Regions from separate parts of the Homo sapiens genome. Here region 2 is linked to region 1. Evidence: read pairs that join two places in POLR2A ChIA-PET (ENCODE). Cell type or tissue: A673. All regions are shown on one strand. Each heading gives the region's core, and the rest is flanking DNA. Links, peaks and the distances in the headings are about the cores only.

Region 1 (2,915 bases), core at 167-2,666:
GGTGGGGACAGGAAGACAGAGGTGAGTAACCGGGATCAGACAGCTGGATCAAGGAACTGGACAGCACACCAGGAACTGCTGGGTTTGAGATTCAGACACGATGAAGATGGGTGCTGACTCTCAAAACTGTGGGAATTCAGGCACAACTGGAAGTCAGACCCTGATGGAACACCAAGCGGCAGAATTGAGATTTATTGAGCTGCAGATGAACTATGTAAATGAGCCAAGGGGGGAGGGGGATGATTTAAGTCAAATGTAAGCCTACTTAGGTAATCTCTGCTACTTTACTCCCCATTCAGATCTAGAACAGGCAGAAAGCTCTGGACAGGACATGTTCCCTGTAAAAGTAAACAGACATACATCATAGAACAGTGGTGTGGAATGTAAGGAATCCTTCTCAAAAAGCTGGTGTTCTTGGCCGGGCGCGGTGGCTCACGCCTGTAATCCCAGCGCTTTGGGAGGCCGAGGCGGGCGGATCACGAGGTCAGGAGATCAAGACCATCCTGGCTAACACGGTGAAACCCTGTCTCTACTAAAAATACAAAAAGTTAGCCGGGTGTGGTAGCCGGGTGGGCCCTGTAGTCTCAGCTACTCGGGAGGTTGAGGCAGGAGGATAGCGTGAACCCGGGAGCTTGCAGTGAGCCGAGATCGCGCCACTGCACTCCAGCCTGGGCGACAGAGCGAGACTCCGTCTCAAAAATAAATAAATAAATAAATAAAAATAATAAAAATAAAAGCTGGTGTTCTTGGGTAAGCTCTGGCTTCCTCACACCTACGATGGATACAATAGCTGCAGTTACCTAGCTCTTATACTGGCCAGGAAAAACACAAGTCAGTGAATCACAAAATACTCTATGAACTATACAGTGCCATATAAATACAAACTGACTTTTTATGCTTTGTGGATTAGGGCCCTAAAACCCAAAGTTCTTTTTTTGCCCAAAGTTCTTTTTTTCCCTACTCAGCGCCCTGGCTCTGTTCACTGCAGAAAGTCTTTTTGCAGTGGTGTTGGGCTTAGCCAGGCTGAAATGGAGCAGTTAGTTCATTTTCTGTGATAAGTATCAGTGCTTCCTGGCATCAGCATGGAGAGTTAAGAGTTAACAGGATGTGTTCTTAGGACCAGCTCTCCTCAGGAATGGCAACTCAAGCATCTTCCAAATTTAGTCTCACAAAGAAGAGTTAGATTACTATAGTGAGTAATAATGAGTCACGAGGAGCACAGTTTCATGCCCTTGCTAATGAACAATGCAGAGGAAGAGAACAGGGGCTGAGAAAAGAAAGGGACATAGAAATTGCAGAAACTCCAAAATACTATAAAATTCTTCCAAATAAAAATAGCTAACACAAATATTCCAAAATGCCACATATGACAGCACATTTCCAGGAATTAATGGTTGTTGTGATTAAAATAGAAAATTTAAAATACAATTTGATTATCTAAATATTGCCGGGACAGACTGATTAGAATAAGGTAATGGGAGTGGGATAGGAAACACAGGCGAAATGCAGCATTTAGTCTTTTTTTGTGCTTCTCAAGTCCTGGCCTTATCAGTAATGTTTTCAATGAGTAGATGGAACATTGATGACTTGAATTTCCTCCCTGTCAGGACATATCTCTGGCATTGCATATATTACACTGCAGAGTGTTCATTGCAGACAAACGAGTTAAAGCCTCCGGCATTATTTCACAGTAACTCTTTGCCAAGGATTAGACTACGTTGAAGAGTAAAAGTCATTTTGTGTTTTCCCTTTATGAAAATCTATGCAAGGACTTTTCAGACTAAAAGAGATTTACAGAGGTCACTTAAGTAATGCCCCTCCCCCACCCCCAGGGAAAGCTATACTGAAAAGTAAGGTATAATTATTGCCTTTTTTTTTTTTTTTTTTTTGAGACAGAGTCTTGCTCTGTTGCCCAGGCTGTAGTGTAGTGGCGTGATCTCGGCTCACTGCAACCTCTGCCTCCCAGGTTCAAGCAATTCTCCTGCCTCAGCCTCCCGAGTAGCTGGGACTACAGGTGCTTGCCACCACGCCCAGCAAATTTTTGTATTTTTAGTAGAGAAGGGGTTTCACCATGTTGGCCAGTCTGGTCTCGAACTCCTGACCTTGTGATCCACCTGCTTTGGCCTCCCAAAGTGCTGGGATTACAGGCGTGAGCCACTGCACCTGGCCAGTATCTTCTAATTTCTAACTACCTATCTATTGGTATGTTTTGCGGTTAGAGAATCTGATTTTCCTAACATTTAAGTATTAAAGAGCACAAGTCAAGATCTGCCTGTCAGAATTTTACATTTTATCTGAATTTTAAGAAGCTGTAAAAGACAAAGAGTATGTTAGTTTCTTCTTTCTACTTCAAAATATAGGAGTCATCATCAATAAATGGCACAATTTTTTTTTTTCTTTGAAAGTACAAACAGGGTTTTACCACATTGCCCAGGCTGGTCTCAAACTCCTAAGCTCAAGTCATCTGCCCCCTCGCCCTCCAAAGTGTTGGGATTACAGGCATGAGCCACCGCACCCAACCAATAGCACAATATTTTTAAAGCAATCTTAAAATCTGACATCTTTTAAAAGATTACAACATTGAAGTCCAGGAAAATATTTAAGGTAGAGTCACAATTAAAATCAGATTTCCTGACTAAGGTCAGGATAACATTTTCTGACATAATTTAACCTGTCCTTAAATACCCAACTAAAGGGATAATTTGGTTTCTCTTCTCCCACCCCAAAATAATTTTTAAGAATAATATAGGCCAGGTGTGGTGGCTCACGCCTGTAATTCCAGCACTTTGAGAGGCAGAGGTGGGCGGATCACCTGAGGTCGGGAGTTCGAGACCAGCCTGACCATCATGGAGAACCTCGTCTCTACTAAAAATACAAAATTAGTCGGGCGTGGTGGCGCATGCTTATAATCCCAA
Region 2 (2,915 bases), core at 316-2,815, 160 kb after region 1:
ATGTGTGTGTCAGGAGAGGGTAAGTGTGAGAGTAGCAAGGCGCCCTGCTGGAGGTTGAATTTGTGTGTTGTCTCTTCCCTAATCTACTTCACAGATAGGCCAGGACAGGAAGTCACTGTGGAGTGCCCAAAGGTAGTATCTTTGGGAATGGCAGGGGAGGGTGAATTAACTCATTGTCCTGAGAGAAGGATGTAACACACCTTTTATGTTGATCGCCAGGGAAGAATGGTTATGGGAAGGGGAACAATGGTGTAGCCCAGTCCTCCCAAATCTTTGTGGGAAAGGCTTGCATTGAAGGGCCCTGGGTGGTTGGCTTGGAGCCCTTCTCTGGTCTAGGGGGAGCACCGTCTTCCACTACCGTGGCTGCTTTGGGAGTAGTGAACCTGACTGACAACTCGAATATTACTCACCAAGATTAGCTCCTGCTCGGTTATTCATGTCCTTCCACCATGGTCAGTGCACTGATACAAGACCACATGGGTCTGGACACCTCCTTCCAAGACGCCTGTACGGGAACCCTCTGTGTGTAAGAGGGAGGCAGTGAAAACCCTGTAGAGAGCAGCTGGGCTGCATGCTGGACTTCCTGCTATCACCAGCACATGGGGCTTGAACACTTGAAGTTTCAAGGAAAACCGGGCCACACTAATTGCACCCTGAACAGTGCAGGGTAACACATGTGACCGTGCATGTAAAATGCACCGTTCGATGTGTGAAAGAACGTTCAACAAAATAAGAAGAGAAGTTATCTCTGGGTGGAGGGAATTTGGGGTGATTTGGGCTTACTTCACTATAGTTTTCTGTATTTGATTTTTGTCTTGATTTTCATTGAGCATTTCTTGTTTTTAGGCAATTATCACATTTATTTATTTATTTGAGAGGGTTTCTTCCTCTGTCACCCAGGCTGGAGTGCAGTGGTGCAATCTTGGCTCACTGTAACTTCCGCCTCCTGGGTTCAAGTGATTCTCCTCCCTCAGCCTCCCTCAGCCCCCTAAGTAGCTGGAATTACAGGCATATGCTACCACACCTGGCTAATTTTGTACTGTTAGTAGAGATGTGCTGCCACACCCGGCTAGTTTTGTACTGTTAGTAGAGATGGGGTTTCACCATGTTGGCCAGGCTGGTCTTGAACTCCTGACCTCAGGTGATCCACCCGCCTCAGCCTCCCAAAGTGCTGGGATTACAGGCATAAGCCACCATGCCCAGTCCAATTATCACTTTTAAAAAGGCATACCACGAGACCTTGACAGCTTACTTTGTTTTAGAATTTATGTATGGCAACTGTGAAAAATTGAAAATTTAATTCAGTGTCCATTGTCTAATCAAGTCTTACCAGTCAGGGTCCATGTGCAGGAAAGCAATTATTCCTGCTCATTTGAGCAGAAAGGGATTTACTACAGGGAATCGGAAGCTTATGCAATTAGGAAAATTAGAGAAGTGGGCCCTAGAAAGGACCCTTGGGAATGACTTTGAAAACCACAAAATTGTCCTGTCAAGGCAGATGCTACCTCTACTGCCATCAGAAGTGATGTGATGGTTAATTTTATGTATCAATTTGATTGGGCTATGGGATGCCCAGATAGCTGGTAAAGCATTGCTCCTGGATGTGTCTGTTGGTGTGTTTCTGGAAGAGATTGGCTTTTCAATGCAGATCGCTTTTTGCCAATGCAGAGGGGCAGCATCTAGTCCATCGAGAGCCTGACTAGAACAAAAGGGTGGAGGAGGGGTGAATTCTCTCTTCTTGAGCTGGAACATGTGTCTTCTTCTGGCTTCAGACATCAGAGCTCCTGGTTCTTGCTCCTTGGGACTCTGGGACTTACACCAGTGGCACCCCTGGCTCCAGCCCTTTGAACCTGGACTAAGTCATACCAGCAGCTTTCCTGGTCCTCCAGCTTGCAGGTGGCAAAACGTGGGACTTGCTGGCCTTTATAATCATGTAAGCCAATTTCCGAGATAACTCTCCTCTTCTGTGTCTCTATATATCCCGTTGGCTCTGTTTAGCTGGATAACTCTGACTACAGTGGACTCTGGAGGGGGAGCTCCACTGTCATGTGAAGAATACACTGCTGCAGCTGTGTCCAGGGTTAGGAGGTCACTCCTGCCTCTGCCACACCCACAAAGCCAGCGACCGGTTGTGTCAGTCAGGCAGGGCTGCTGTAACCAAACACTCCATCCAGACAGGGTGGCTTAAATGATGGGAATTTATCTCACAGCTCTGGGGGCTAGAAGTCCGAGATAAGTGTCAGCAGAACTGGCTCCTTCTAAGGCTGTGAGAGAGAATCTGTTCCAGGCCTCCTAGATTCTAGCGGCTTGCTGGCAATCTTTGGCCTTTCTTGGCTTGTAGATGTATCGCCCTGATATCTGCTTTCATCTTCTCATGGTGTTTTCCCTGTGTGTGCTGTTTCCAAAGGTACTCTTTTTATAAGTCATATTGGATTAGGGGCCCACCCTAATCCAGTCTGACCTCATATTAACTAATTACATCTGTGGCAACCCTGTTTCCAAATAAGGTCAAATTCTGAGGTGTTGAGGACTGGGAATTAAACATAGAAATTTGGGGAGGGGGGACATAGTTCAACCCTAAACATGTGTAAGGGACCACTGATGTGGACAAACCCATATAGGGGTGCTTGCCAGTAGCTACTGTGAAGAAGCAGGAAGGTAACCTCCCTCCAGAACCACTGGAAGTCTGGGAAATGTAGTTTTTAGCTTACAAGGCTCTGCAGTAATGAAGGTTGGAATGGATGCAGCACCAATCCACCAAACCCCTGACCTAAATCCAACATCCTCTGTCTGCCACCCAACCCTGGTCATTTTGCAGCTGGCAAAAATTCCTGCCACTGAGCACATGCACCTGGGGTATTAGAAACAACACTGTCCTCAGAAACCAGGAGGTGAGGACTGCGGGAGTCCCGGCC

Evidence for each region. ChIA-PET counts read pairs that join two places held together with the same protein. Peaks named below come from ENCODE experiments on the same cell type or tissue, not always from the same donor. Only the 100,000 strongest peaks of a DNase experiment are listed, where the experiment ranks them.
Region 2: POLR2A ChIA-PET joins it to region 1 with 17 read pairs; 4 of 35 experiments call an interaction of 5 or more read pairs at or near these places.

The regions. Positions count from the first base shown.
Region 1 is chr5:149,560,247-149,563,161 of GRCh38, reverse strand. It overlaps a transcript of ARHGEF37 not described here. Among named protein-coding and RNA genes, the nearest start is that of CSNK1A1, 10 kb to the right of the region's middle. In A673, for the core only: no CTCF peak of the experiment used is centred there; DNase peaks (open chromatin) are centred at 211, 1,151 and 1,751; H3K4me3 peaks cover 1,058 bases; H3K27ac peaks cover 1,752 bases.
Region 2 is chr5:149,399,713-149,402,627 of GRCh38, reverse strand. It overlaps a transcript of IL17B not described here. Among named protein-coding and RNA genes, the nearest start is that of CARMN, 5.7 kb to the left of the region's middle. RefSeq lists an enhancer at 2,692-2,861. In A673, for the core only: no CTCF peak of the experiment used is centred there; a DNase peak (open chromatin) is centred at 1,377.